Linked DNA regions of Homo sapiens: regions 1, 2 and 4 are each linked to region 3. A link is a contact called in ENCODE Hi-C or POLR2A ChIA-PET data. All regions are on one chromosome and are shown on one strand. The core of a region is the stretch at or near the end of the contact, and the rest is flanking DNA. Distances in the headings are between cores, read along the strand shown. Region 1 has its middle 170 kb from the start of NUAK1. Region 2 overlaps NUAK1 (NUAK family kinase 1). Region 3 holds the start of CASC18 (cancer susceptibility 18). Region 4 overlaps LOC105369957 (a long non-coding RNA gene).

What was found. A loop is a pair of places that touch in the nucleus more often than their neighbours do. ChIA-PET counts read pairs that join two places held with the same protein, here RNA polymerase II (POLR2A). Pooled maps may share reads with other maps.
Region 1: a map of ascending aorta shows a loop between it and region 3 (5-fold over the local background). The contact joins the enhancer-like site here to the promoter of CASC18 in region 3. A Hi-C loop is called at or near these places in 2 of 168 maps with a recorded cell type or tissue (ascending aorta and psoas muscle) and 5 of 50 pooled maps.
Region 2: a pooled map shows a loop between it and region 3 (2.5-fold over the local background). The contact joins the enhancer-like site here to the promoter of CASC18 in region 3. A Hi-C loop is called at or near these places in 1 of 168 maps with a recorded cell type or tissue (chondrocyte) and 2 of 50 pooled maps. POLR2A ChIA-PET finds 5 or more read pairs at or near these places in 2 of 52 experiments (AG04449 and IMR-90).
Region 4: a map of dorsolateral prefrontal cortex shows a loop between it and region 3 (2.4-fold over the local background). The contact joins the enhancer-like site here to the promoter of CASC18 in region 3. A Hi-C loop is called at or near these places in 36 of 168 maps with a recorded cell type or tissue (A673, Caco-2, Calu3 and 24 more), 10 of 37 single-sample maps with no recorded cell type and 36 of 50 pooled maps. POLR2A ChIA-PET finds 5 or more read pairs at or near these places in 2 of 52 experiments (A673 and BJ).

The regions. Positions count from the first base shown.
Region 1 is chr12:105,965,289-105,968,907 of GRCh38, forward strand. No RefSeq gene overlaps it. Among named protein-coding and RNA genes, the nearest start is that of NUAK1, 170 kb to the right of the region's middle. Within about 2 kb of position 1,863, at least 2 of the 41 ENCODE cell types and tissues checked have a DNase peak (open chromatin) inside an H3K27ac peak, as active enhancers do; they include ascending aorta, where a contact is called at or near this core.
Region 2 is chr12:106,089,289-106,092,551 of GRCh38, forward strand. All of the region lies in intron 2 of NUAK1 (NUAK family kinase 1), which reads right to left. Among named protein-coding and RNA genes, the nearest start is that of NUAK1, 48 kb to the right of the region's middle. Within about 2 kb of position 1,988, at least 12 of the 41 ENCODE cell types and tissues checked have a DNase peak (open chromatin) inside an H3K27ac peak, as active enhancers do.
Region 3 is chr12:105,702,630-105,706,170 of GRCh38, forward strand. CASC18 (cancer susceptibility 18) reads left to right here and starts at 1,574. Exons shown (of 5, transcript NR_110109.1): 1 at 1,574-1,627. LOC105369959 (a long non-coding RNA gene) reads right to left here. Exons shown (of 3, transcript XR_945309.3): 3 at 2,487-2,937.
Region 4 is chr12:105,408,549-105,411,924 of GRCh38, forward strand. It overlaps LOC105369957 (a long non-coding RNA gene), which reads left to right. Exons shown (of 3, transcript XR_945302.3): 3 at 2,164-3,376. Among named protein-coding and RNA genes, the nearest start is that of C12orf75, 80 kb to the left of the region's middle. Within about 2 kb of position 1,508, at least 5 of the 41 ENCODE cell types and tissues checked have a DNase peak (open chromatin) inside an H3K27ac peak, as active enhancers do; they include A673, ascending aorta and heart right ventricle, where a contact is called at or near this core.

The DNA.
Region 1 (3,619 bases), core at 613-3,112, 260 kb after region 3:
TCCCCAAATTTTCTTCTTATCAATTTTTCTATCATATGCCTTCAAAATTGCTGATCATTCAGCCAAATTATTGGCCACAGCCCATGAATCAGTATATAATGATACATCTGGCCATTTCTCTTTCCAAGCAAAGTAGATGGCCAGGTGAACTTCTTGAAGCTCTGCCCACTGGAAGGACTTCCCTTTACCGGTGTCCTTCAGGGATGTCCCAGAAAGGAGCTATAGTAGTACAGCTGTCCCCTTTCAGAGGATGCCTGCATATCATAAAGAACCATCTGTAAACACCCCCCAAGCTTCTCTTCCTCTGTCAACAACTGTAGGAAACTTCCCACAAGGCCATAGGTACACGCTGGGAGAGAAAAGGCAGTGGAGCAGGAGTGGGGACCATGGGCATTTGGGCCACTTCTTCATGTAACTTATCTGTGCCTTCAGGACCTGTTCATATCCAATCATATAAATACCAGTTCCATTTGATAATGGAATGCTGCTGTGCACACCAAACTTTGTGGCTAGGTGGCTCAGATAATATCCAGTTCATGATGCGTAGCTCAGGTTGCATGATAACTTGAGGTGATTATAAATGCAGGTGGCCCTTAGTTAAGTATTTGATCTCTATTAAGACTGTATAGCAAGCCAAGAGCTGTTTCTCAAAAGGAGAGCAGTTATCTGTGGGTAATAACAATGCCTTGCTCTAAAACCCTAAAGGCCTGTGTTGCAATTCACTTACAAAGGCCTTCCAAAGGCTCCAAACAGCATCCCTATCTGCCACTGACACTTCAAGGACCAATGGATCTACTGGATCGTATGGACCAAGCAGCACAGCAGCCTGCACAGTGGCCTGGACCTGTCGCAGAGCCTTCTCTTGTTCTGGGTCCCACTCAAAACTAGCAGCTTTGCAGGTCGCTCAGTAAATGGGCTGGAATAACACACTCAAATGAAGAATATGTTGCCTCCAAAACCCAAAGAGGTCCGCTATAAACTGGATCCCGCCAACTGTTTCACCTCCTCTCCTATTCCTACTCTTCTTTGCCCACTTTGCTGGAACCACAATGTCTCTTTGCTAACCCTCAAACTGGCAAACGTGCTCCAGACTCGGGGCCTTGTGCCTCTCTGTTCCCTCTGCTTGGCATGTTCTTTTCTCCAATATGCAAATGGATTAGTTCTTTGCTCAAATGTCATCCTCTTCCTGAAGCCATCACTAACAACCTGTGACACTTTCAACCCTGCCTTGCCTGACATTTCCAGTCTACCATCCCTGCTTTTATTTTTCTCCCCAGCACTTTATTAAATTACATTTAGAATTATACAGTTACATAAAGAATTATATAACGTGCTTATTTGGCTTACTGGCTATGTCCCCCCAAACAAAATGTAAGGTCCTGGAAGTCAGGATTATTGTCTATTTTGCTCACTTCTGCATTCACAGTGGGCAGTACCTGATAAGCATTTGGCACTCGATAAATATTACTTTAACAAATATACGCAGAATCCAAGCCCAGTGCAAAGGCCTATGGCACAAATTGAAAGCACAAATGCATTCAGGGACTAAGCAGTCACAAGAACACTGTAAGTGGCAGGAAGTGGGATGTACCAGAGACCCTGCCCACTGAATGCTCGCTCAGCTTCCGCTGACTGTTGTTGCAGAAGAATGTAGGCATAAGTGGACCACATCTTCACTTTTTTTCCGAAAGAAACAAGAAATATTTTAATGCAAAAATCTAAAGATTTTGTTACTGATGACTAGGTCTCTGGCCTAAGAAGTCAAAGAAAATGGCCTGGCCCTGCGTAACATGTGGCTGAGCCCAGTAATCCCTCCAGACCTGGACATCCTGTCCAAATGGTGGCCTTCAGAATAATATCTGAGCCCAAGCAAGCCCCACAGAGACCCCCCCAAGGCCAGCACCCTCATCCCAGAGGCATAGGACATTCTTCTCTAGGTTATGTGGGACCAACATTCCACAGATATCTCACTGGGAAGCCACAGAAACAGCAGTCCTAGGAACCAGATTCAACTTTCTAGTTTATTCCTCGCTCAGGATTTGGAGGCAAGGCAAAACACTTTGAACTTATAAAGCCTCCAGGGACCTCAGATCATTTGGATGAGGGCAAAGAGGGAGGAATCTTCAAGAAAACGATACAGAACTTCTACTAACGGGGATATGAACAATTGTTCACTGGAAGAATGCAGGAGATTTGATTACACTTGCGCTCTGAAAAGAAGTGGGTCATATCATTTATATAAATAAATATTTGGCACAGACTCTGAAGTTGTCTGACTCCACTTCTATTTTTGTAAAATGGGGATAATAATAGTACTTACCTCATAGCACTGTTATGATAATGAGATAAATGAATACATTTAAAGTGCTTAGAATAGTGCCTGACATATAGGAAGCACTTAATAAGTGTTGAGCATTATTTTTATTACTGTTATAATTCCATTCAAATAGCTTAATCTTCTATCTTGCTGCCTTTAACTTTATTCTCATAAACATCTGAAAATCTAGCTGCCAATACCCCTTATAAATGCAAAAATCCTCCACAAATACTAAAAAATCAAATACAGCAGTACAGAAAAAGGATGGTACAATCAAGTGGATTTTGTCCTGAAAATGCAAGGCTGGCTCAACAATAAAAAATCAATGTTATTTGCCATATTAACAGATTAAAGAAAAAAAATCATGTGATTATCTCAATACATTCAAATAAAGCATTTGAAACATTTAACATCATGATCAAAACTCTCAGTAAACTAAGAATAGAAGAGAACTTCCTTAACCTAATAAAGGGCATCTACAGGGAAAAAAAAAAAAAAAAACAGCTAACATTATATTCAATGGTGAAAGACTGAATTCTTAGCCTGTCAGATTGGGAGCAAAACAAGGGTGAAAATGTCTGCTCTAATCATTCCTTTTCCTCCTACTGGAAGTCCTAGCCAGTGCAATAAAGCAAAGAAAAAAACTGTGAGGCATATAGCAGAAATCAAACTTTCTCATCTCAAAGTATGTGATTATTCACATAGGAAACCCCAAGGAATCTGCAAAAATGCTACTGAAAATAAGGAGTGAGCTTAACAAATCTGAAGCGTACAAAGTTAATACTTAAAAAAATCAATCTTATTTCTGAATACTGGTAATAAACAACTAGGAATTGAAATTAAATAAACAGAACCCTATATAATAACACCAAAAATAATAAGATACTTAGGTATAAATCTAACAAAATATTGCAAGACCTATATGCTAAAAGCTAAAATACACTGATAAGAGAAAAAGAACTCTCAGTAAATGGAGAGATACGCTGCATTCATGGATTAGAACACTTGATCTTATTAATATGTCATTCTCCTCAAATTGATTCAACACACTAGAGATTAAAATCCTGGCAGGCTTTTTTGAGATGACAAAAAGCTGATTCTAAAAATCTTTATAGAAAGGCAAAGAAGCTAGAACAGACAAAATAATTTTAAATAAGAAGAACAAAGTAGGGGAGTCCACACTACCTGATTTTAAGACTTCCTATACAGCTACAATAATCAAGACATTGTGATCTTGATTGGCAAAAAGTGGTATTGGCAAAAAGTGTGACACATAAATCAATGGAACAGAATGAAGAATCC
Region 2 (3,263 bases), core at 738-3,237, 390 kb after region 3:
TCTGGCCCTTCAGCGACTGTCGGGAGGTGTGAGCCACTTGCCTCACACAGACAGAAGGGCTGTTTCAGTGGCTGGATTCTTCCCTCTCCAACTGGCTGATTTGGTATCAAGGAGACACAAACACAATTCGGTTCAATACAGTCCAATACACCAAATATTTTACTAAGCAGCTTCCATCAATCAGTCCTACTGATCCTGTCTCTACAATATATCCCGAGTCTGGCCAGGTACGGTGGCTCACGCCTGTAATCCCAGCCCTTTGGGAGGCTGAAGCAGGTGGATCACTTGAGGCCAGAAGTCACCAGACTGGCCAACATGGTGAAACCCCATCTCCACCAAAAATATAAAAAATTAGCCGGGTGTGGTGGCAGGTGCCTGTAACCCCAGTTACTGGGGAGGCTGAGGCAGGACAATAGCTTGAACCCAGGAGGTGGAGGTTGCAGTGAGCCGAGATCACACCACTGCACCCCAGCCTGGGCAACTGAGTGAGACTTCATCTCAAAAATAAAATAAAATATATCGCAGATCTGTCCACCTGTCTCACCTCCAAGGACATCCCTTACCCCCATCCTTTCTGGTTGCCAGACCTCACACTTGCCTCCCTGCTGACTGCATTTGGAGGGGTCAAGAAATAGTTCCAAATGCATATTCCATGGAGTACTCATTCTGCAAGCTATCTTGAAGAAGAAAAAATTCCACAGTCAAACCCAAGCCAAACATTAATACTTGATGGTCCTCAGAGAGCCTGGTTTCCTTAACTCAGAGTTCTGCCAGTTGATTGGGCCATTTCAATCCTCCTATTGGCATCCAGAAGAACTCATATGGAGCCAGTTTGGGAAACACTGGATGAATGAGATGATACCCGAGGGATAAAACTGGCCCCTCATTCTCTCAGGCAGGGCCAGTGAGCAATCTGGTCAGAGAACTGTCCGAGCAGCCAGGCCTGGCTCTGGGACACCATCCCCCAGTCCCCCATAGGAAGAAGCCCAAGTCTCACGGTCAAGGCCCTGTCACCTTAAATTAATTGAGAGCAAAGAAGATTTCTAGATTTCAAGCCTCAGTGTTTCATCAAGGAGGCCAGAGCTGTTACAGATGAAGCTTCTTGAAGCCTTTCTTAATAACAGCAAAATTTGCTGTAGGCTTACCATGTGCAGGCACCATGCTAATAATCATTCTGCATGAATTACATCATAAGGATTCGGTACTATGAGGATCCCCATTTTACAGATGAGAACACCTGGGGCGACAAGGTGAATAATAATTCCCATAACTACAAAGAGTACGAGGCATAGCCAGCACTGGGCCCAGCAGTCTGACTGCTACCCCCAAGCTCTCAGCCATTCCATTACTACTCATATATATCAACCCCTCTGACCCTCCGCCTCCTCATCAGTCCAATGAGACTAGTAATTTCCTCACAGGTCTATCGCCCTCAGCACGGTGCCCCGGCCAGTGCTCAACGAATGGAAGCTGTGCTCATAATTACTTCATCAGCCACTTAGGCAGCTCTAGCAAAACAAAACCCTAAGACTTTCCTCTCCCTGCTGGCATCGCTCTTTAAAACATGTTGTGGCTGCCACAGAATCACAGGATTTTCGAGCAGGAAAGGACCTTAGAGATTGGGTGTTATTTTTCCAGAATAGTCCAGGATTTATAATGTATAAGAGCAAGGCCTTGGGAATTAATACTGAAGAATGAGCAGCTTCCACACCCTTGGCCCAACGCTCCTTTGCCCGTGCTTAAGGTCACTATCTACAAGGTGACAGGGATACTCTTGGCCATTCTTCTAGCAAAAAAAGGCTGCTTCCCTTGGGCACTTTTACAACTGGTTATTTATAAGCCCAGAAATCTTGTCTGTGTTTATGTTATTAGTCACTAAGCAAAAGCTTATTTTCCACCAGTTGGGAAGGGTTTCCTTTCTGAAAAATGAAAGCCTGTGTCTCTTGGCCAGACAGTTTTACCCAGAGGCCCGGTGGCTCCAGAATGGTAAGGAAAACTATGGCCCTTGACATGCCAGGCCTACCAGGAAAATTAAATCCCTGAATAGAAACTTAGCTCAGCCTGAGTCAGCCCACAGCACTGGGGCCATGGCCAGGTGGTGTACAGCCTGGTTTTTAGCACAGCAGAAAGCACCTACTATGCAGATGGCACTGGGGATACCGAAAGAAGACTTTTCCCAGTTTGGAGGGGAAGGAAAGGCAGGCCAGGTAGAAGGGTCAGCATGAGGAAGGGAACAGAGCAGAAACAGAACCGCCAGCAGCTGGCAGGGCCAGGGACTAGGAGGAGAGAAAGAAGACGGCGATGAATAAAACACAAGACCTTGAAAGCCCACAAGGAGCTGCAGGTGAGTCACACAGGCAACCAAACATCGCCGAGAACAATCCAAGAGACAGGAGCAAGGCACAGGACAGCATCCAGGATCCTGGACCTGTGAAATTGTCTGGGGCTCAATTTTTTCCAGGAGACTTCCCAGACAGGGATCTCTCCTTCCCTAGAAAGCTTGTAATAAGAATAGTTAATATTTATTGAACAGTTACTACATGTCATGGATTAAAACATTTATTCCTCACAATAATCTTATGAGATAGGGATCCATATTATCCCTACTTTATAAATAGGGAACCAAGCCGGGGATGGTGGCTCACACCTGAAATCTCAGCACTTTGGAAGGCCGAGATGGGAGGATTGCTTGAGGCTGGGAGTTTGAGACCAACCTGGTCAACATAGCGAGACCTCATCTCTAAAACAAAAAATAAAATAAATAAATAAATAGGGCACCAGCACTCACATCAAGAAACAATATTGCCAGCCCCCTGCAAGCACCCCTGCCATGCCCTCTTTCTGTCATTAATCATCTCCCCAAAGATACAGATACACCAATACCATGAATATGAGGAATATGAACCAAAATCGTAGATGAGTTTTGAAGTTCTAAAAACTGGAGTCATAGCCGGGCGTGGTGGCTCATGCCTGTAATCCCAGCACTTTGGGAGGCCGAGGCGGGTGGATCATGAGGTCAGGAGACCGAGACCAGCCTGGTCAACATGGTGAAACCCCGTCTCTACTAAATATACAAAAAATTAGCTGGGCGTGGTAGTGGGCACCTGTAATCCCAGCTACTCAGGAGGTTGAGGGACAAGAATCGCTTGAACCCAGGAGAAGGAGGTTGCAGTGAGCCAGCCTGGTGACAGAGCGAGACTCTGTCTCAAAAAAAAAAAATGGAATCACGTAGTATACCTTCTTTTGTCATTAATTCAACATGT
Region 3 (3,541 bases), core at 324-2,823:
TCCTTTTAACGCTGTCCTTAGGGTCGTCATCACCTGATTTTACTGCAGAGACTTGGTGAGGCAGAAAAAGGTGAACCCCGGGCTTTTCCCTGCCTGAGAAGTCCCAACCTGTGAGCTAGATTTATATACAGCAGTGGATTGAGCAGTGCTTCTCAATCCTGGCTGCACTTTAGAATGACCTGAGGCTTGGCCCGCACCCTAGACAAATTAAATCAGAATAACTGGAATGGAGGTCCAGGTATTGAAATTTTTCAAAAGCTCCCAAGTGATTCTGTTTCATAGTGAAGTTGAGAACCACTGGCAAACCATAATATGGATACCTCTAAAAATCTTAGTGTTGAGTGCAAAAGGTGGTAAACGATTTATAGCACGTTACTACTTAAGGATATTAAACTTTAATATACACACAAAACCAAGTTCTGTGTTTTTTGGAGATAATCTAAGGACATATAAGAAATCCCAGGAAGGAAGACAGGAGAGGGAAATGGGAGGAAACAGGAGCGAGAATAGAGAATAAATGGGGAAATATAAAATAAAACAAGACAGCGAGATTACACAGACCTTAAAGACTAAAAAGCGTGGCTCCCAAACATCAAATCACCATAGTTAGTATGAACAGGGCAGTCATGTGTACTAGACACAGTGTAATTGGTTTACACACCTTATGTCTGTTAATCTTCATAACAACTCTGAGGTAGGTGTTACTATTTAGAGTCATTTTATAGAGGAGGAAACTAAGGCTTAACCAAGATCATACAACTAGTAAGTGACAGATTTGGGTATAAGCCCTGTCTACCTGGATGGAGTCCAGGCTCTGTTTGCTCCATTCATCACCTCTTTGAGTCCTCTCGAGCACCTGCTGGAAAGAAAATGTCCTCCTCCCCAAGCCCACGTCTCTGCTAGGCAGCTCAGGAACCACCAGCACATACTTCATCCCAGCCCTTGCCAAAGATGGGAATGAGAATGACCATCCAATGTTCTGTGCCCAATGCAGAAGAAAACCTACACATACAACCTTCCTGACCTGGAAACATCCAAAATCAGCCTCAGTTTCCTAATGAGCCTTTCCCTGCCTGAAAAGTCCCAACCCGTGAGCTAGATTTATATACAGCAGTGGATTGAGCAGTGCTTCCCAATCCTGGCTGAAGACGAGCAATGTTTGTTGGGTTCAAGGAATAGAAAAAAGCCTCGCATGGCTGGAATAGAAGAGGAAGATGGTGGGTGCTGCAGCAGAGAAGGCAGGGGCTCAGAGCTCTTCACTTCCCACCAGACATTCCTTTTCCCTTGGGGATGGACTGAGCATGTGGAAGATTTTCCATGCAACTTCATATCCACTGTTCACAACACCTGCCTCTGAGGACGTGATCTTCCTACCAATCTCAGGACCTTTCAAAATTAATTATAATAAAAATGTATTTATTGAGGCAGGCATAAATATTAGTCTCCATTTTCTTCAGAGAAAACAGAAGCATACAGCGGTAGCTTGAACAAAATTTCCCAACCAGAAAGGGATGAGGGAGGAGAGACCGGAAGTACAAGCTCCTCTTATCTGAGTTGCCGCCGTCTAGAGGTGAGCTGATTTTCTGACAGCCCCTTCTCCTCTCCTCACTGGATATCCAGTTTCCAGGTAGGTCCTTCCAGGTAGGCGCCCCCCTGACCTCAATGCGTGCTCCAGCTCTGGGGTGCATTCACAGGGGTAGGACATAGAAGGTAAACTCTGACCAGCTGCATGTGCAGCTACCTCTGCAGAAAAAATCAAGAGGCGCTGGAAGCCCTTCTCCCTTTGCTTAACAACATCTCCCCTGCTGCCCCACAGCAGTATCTGAAGTTCCCCTGTTGGCTTATGGAAATAAAGGCTTTTGTTAAAATATAAATCTGTAATCTGACGGGATGTGAAAAGATTAAGGGACGGGCTGCCCAAACTTTACTGTGCTTGACACTCAACTTATAAGTGTATTGGAAATGCAGATCTTAGGTTCTTATACCACAGATTCTGATTCAACAGGCACCAAATGGGGCCCAGGTAGCTGCAATTCCAACAAACACTTCAGGTGTTTCTGATGCTCGTGTTCTCTGAATCTCGTTTTGAGAAACACTGTGTGACTATGAACTCTTCAATTAGTTAATGAGACTTGGCCCAGAGGTCAATTTTGTCTATAATGAAGCAGAGAGGAGAAAGACACAGCTGCTCCCCCTCTGACTTGGTCTTTCTCTGTCCCGTTCAAAGCTGTGTTCATAGCTCAGGGCTTTAAGAGAGAGTGTTCAGAGCCCTAACTCAGAAGGACCGCCTGGAGACCTGCCAGGGTTTTGCCTAGACACACGTCACACCTTTACAGGGGTGGCGAAGGCTTGTGCTATCTCAAGACCTCACGCAGTACTTCTCAGTTTAATGGGCCCACTCAAGAGGTAAACGTGGAAAAAGAAAAGTTATATGCACACACACCCACACCCACACCCACACCCACACACACACACACACAGAGCAATAAAACAGGAGCAATTTATTCATAAGATTCTAAGTCATGAATTGTCTCTACTTACAAAATATTAGCCTATAAATTATGATTCTGCCAAGCTTCATTTTGAACAAACCCACAATCTCAGAAACATCAGCAGTTCAACTGCAGAGAGAGATGATGAGGTGGCTTGAGAAGAGTGACAGAAATGTCTCTGGATGGGATTCTGGACCTTCTGGGAGGAGGCTTCTTTGAAGGCCACCTGGCGATCGCGTGGTTTCTGATTCTCCCCGTAGTGATCGTGCCTTCCCAGGTACTGAATGGATCTCTTTGAGCTCTTTGCGTGGCCGATGTGTGAACTTTTGGCATGGCCAGTGTGTTCAGTGGGAGTGCTGGGGTTTACAATTGGAGGAAGGATACCGACTCCCTTTATGGCTGGAGCTTCTTGGGATTCCTAAGTGTCACCTTGGTCCACAAGTAGCTGTTAAAAATTAGAAAAAAGTCAGCTGTTTGTCTTCTCATTCTTCTACAGGGCTCCCAGAGATTAAGACAGCCGAGCCTTCCTCTCCCTGAAGGGCCCATCTCTTTCTGAAATTTAAATAATTTGGGCATTTAAAAAAATGTACAATTAAATTATTATTGACTACAGTCCTCGTTTTGTGCTATCAAATACTAGGCGTTATTCATCCGGAAAAGTGATACTTTGAATTGTGGTGATACAGTGTTTCAACAGATCCTTATATCCTTCCAAAGTCTTGAATGCTATTACAACAGGGCGTCACATGAGGGCGCTCTAGAGAATCCGCAAGAGCAAATTCCGTAGTAAATGGGGAGGAGGGAGTTGTTATTAATAGATTTTACTTTTTAGTTTGAGTTTCCTTAGTCTAGAAGGACTCACAGAATTCCCAACTGTGCTTGCATGCCTGCTGTGCCCAGCGTGTGAGTGTGAGTGTATGTGTGTGTGTATGTGTGTGTGTGATGCACGCATGGAGGGGTTAGGGAGGATGCAGGAATAGAAGTTGATGAGGGACAAAGGGGAGGGAAAATTAAAATGATGAGCTTCAGAAGTCACCTTCTTTACAATT
Region 4 (3,376 bases), core at 258-2,757, 290 kb before region 3:
CTAAGTTTTGGGAGTCATTTGTTACATAGCAAAAGCTTATTGATGAGTAGGCCAGCATGTTTGTTCAGAATGTTTTGGTATTTGGAAAACCTATTTTCTTCCCCCTCTCTAGGTTTCTAGATTTCCAATAAAATTCTAGCCAAATCCATGTTTGTTTTTTCAGATCCTTTCATAAAGCACCCTTTCAATTACCTTCTTCAGCTCAGAAAAGGGAATATAAGAGGCCTTTACTGTTCATATTTGCTAAAGAAAATACACGCTTTCAGAGCTGCCATTGTTACCGAACAGAAAACACAATCACCACTAGAAAAAACAAAGGACTGTTATTTGATCATAAATATTCTAAAGAGAGCAGTATGCTGGTTATTAGCTGAACAGAGTTTTGGAGGAGCATTTGAGGACCTGATGCAGTGAATTAAGTGGAAATGTGCTAAAAAGAAAAAGAAAAAGAAAAAGAAACCCAAAAGGAAACGCAAACCAAGCACCTTCTAGCTGCCTATTGGAAAAATATTTTCATAGCACATAGTTCTTGGCACCAAGCAGTGACTTGATAAATGTTTGTTGACTGAATAAATGAATACATGAATGGTAGGAATCTGTGCTACTGTGCTTGAAAAATGTGCTACCCTGCTGCCCTGGCTCTGGATCTTGGAGGGATCACATTGACATTAAAGTAGAGGAATTGGGCTCAGTAATCTTAAGATTTCTCTTCCCAAACTCCCTAGAACTTTGGTGAAATTCTAGGGTCTCTCCACTTCTGTAGGATACATCTCTCCCCTTTTTATGCCTCTGTTTTCTTTTCTGAAAATGAGAGTATTTTGAAAGCCTAGATTTTGGGATTCGCCACGGGGTAATGGGATGTGCCCGGGGACAGTGATCTGCATTTAATTCCTCACCAGGCCTCTCACCAGATGTTTGTGTGACGTTAGGCAAGTCACTCAAACTCTCTGTGCTTCAGCTTCCAAATCTAATGGGGCCAATAATATTACTTGCAGGGTAGTTGGGAGAATTCAAAATAATATATGCAAAGTGCCTGGTATGTGGGTGCTAAATAGCTGGAAGTTATGATTAATTTGTAACGGGTATGTTGCAGATTTATATAGAGTGAGGAGAATAAAATTTGCACTATTCTAATGGATCTTGTGATTCATCTAGTATTTCTGATCTTATTCACAATTGTCAAATATTGGGGAAAACTCCTCTGTGCCCATTCAGCCTCATGTCTTTATTTAGAATTCTGAACTCTTTCTTTCCAAGTATTTCCTCCTCCCAATGCCCATGGGGACAAGTCACATTTCTTGAGCTGCTAAATTGAATGGCAGCTGCCGCTTACTCCATATGTTTCTCATTCTAACATGTTGTCTCAAATATTTTTAGCTACTAAGCACACACTCTGGTCTGCTATGTTTTGCCTTATAATTTTTTTTTTGTGCACATTTTAGATGCCTGCTTTTGGGTTTTGCATTATTCTGTGGTTTCCTGCCCACTTGCTCCGCCCTTTAATTGCTCCACCAGCACTCAGTCTCCGCTGCCTGCCAAGGCTGGCTCCCCCTTTTCCTAATATCCCCGGCTCTCCCCAAGGGCCGTCCTTAATCCAAAGTGCTCTCCAATGCTTTGCAAAATTGAACCCCCTCTGTTTATCCTGCCCCCTCCCCTCAATGTCCGTGGCAGTTATCTCACTTGGGCTCCCATTTCCTGCTCTTATTCTTGGCTCCCTGCCAGTCATCACACATTCACATGAAATCCTGCCTCTCCTCACCGAAGGGAAAGGCTGTTTCCATTCATGGAAAGCTCATTTGCCACAAAGATGCTACACCCTTGCCACAGGCAGGGTGTTCTCGGGTTTCCTGACATGCCCAGGGCAAGGTTGGAGGGCTCTGGTCCCAACAGTTATTTACAGTGAAGGCAAGTCAGGTTAGAGAACAGTGTGGTCTTTGTGGTGCTGGGGAGAGAGCATGGGCTGTCAATTCTAACTGACCTGGATTTTGGTCCATGTACCATTTCTTAGCCTCAAGTCATTTATCTGTGAAATGAGAATCATCTTATTCCCTACCTCACAGCAGTATTGTGAGGCTCACGAACAGAAGACTCAACACAGAGCCTGGAGAATGACATTTGCTCCATAACGTATTCTATTTTCTCCCCCTTTCATTGATTGCTAAGGCTTCCAGATCAGCTAAAGTATCAACAAGAATGAAAATGACACTTCAAAGGATTTAAGTGAAGAGAGTGTCGTGAAGATTATTTGTAGAGATGTGGGATCAGATGAGAAACACCCTGGGACCAGAAACAGCAGAAGCCCTAATGCCTGCCAAAGGGCAAGACCAGGGTGAGCTCCTACCCACAGTATCTGGCGAGAGCTGGAGCCCTGAGACAGGGATGGGGCCTACTGGCACTTGGAAAGTGTACTGGGGTCTTAGTGAACTGATGTCATTTCCTCTTCTCTTCCCCAGGATTTGAGATTTCTAAAAACAACAACAACAACAACAACAACAACAACAAAACCCTATACAAATCTAAATTAGTTAAAAAAAAAAAAACTAAAGTGGTTGGATGGGAGCTATGGCTTAGGAAGAGAAACACAGCCCATCAAAGAGGGACTAGGGATTTAAATAACCCTCTCTTCTCTCTTCCTGTCCATGCCTTCTGTTGGGTGAAACTAGCAGCCAGAAGGCAAGGGGGCCTGGGTGGAGATGTCCAGTGGCATTAGCCTCCCAGGTACAGAGAGATGCAGAGAAAGATGCAAAATAGACCTGGAGTAGCTGAGAATCATCTTGTCATTTGTCACCTATTAGCCAGTTGCTTTGTCCAAGGCCTTGAGCCTCAGTTTTCTATAGAGTGGGCATCAAACTTGTCTACCTCTTGTCTGCCTCACAGGGCCATGGGGAACAGCCAGTGAAAGTGTTAAAATCATTCGCTTGCCATTTGACCCTCTTCTTCATCTGCATTATCTCACTTAATTCCTCAACAGCCGGGTAGGGTATAAGGCAGAGAGGCCAGGGGACAAGGACAGGCAGGCACTTTGGAATCAGAAGAAGAGGTCATCAACTGTGGCTCAGCCAAGCTTTTTAACTGTGAGATCATGGGAAACTGAAGCTCTCTGAACCTCAGCTATTGTCTTACTTTGAGCTCCCCCAAAATCACATCCTGAGACAAATATTTGAGTGCAAATAGTTCATTTGGGAGCTGATCCCAGGATGCACCAGGAGGGACTGGGCAGGGACTCAGAAAAGGGAAGAAACCCAATTATTGGTGTATTCACAAGTGGGCAACTCGGTCTCAGTGCCACAACTGTGATGAAGACTGTGCAGGACACATCCTGGGGTTGGTGGAATGCAGGGTGCGGGTGCTGGGGTGTTTATTCACCACCTTCCAT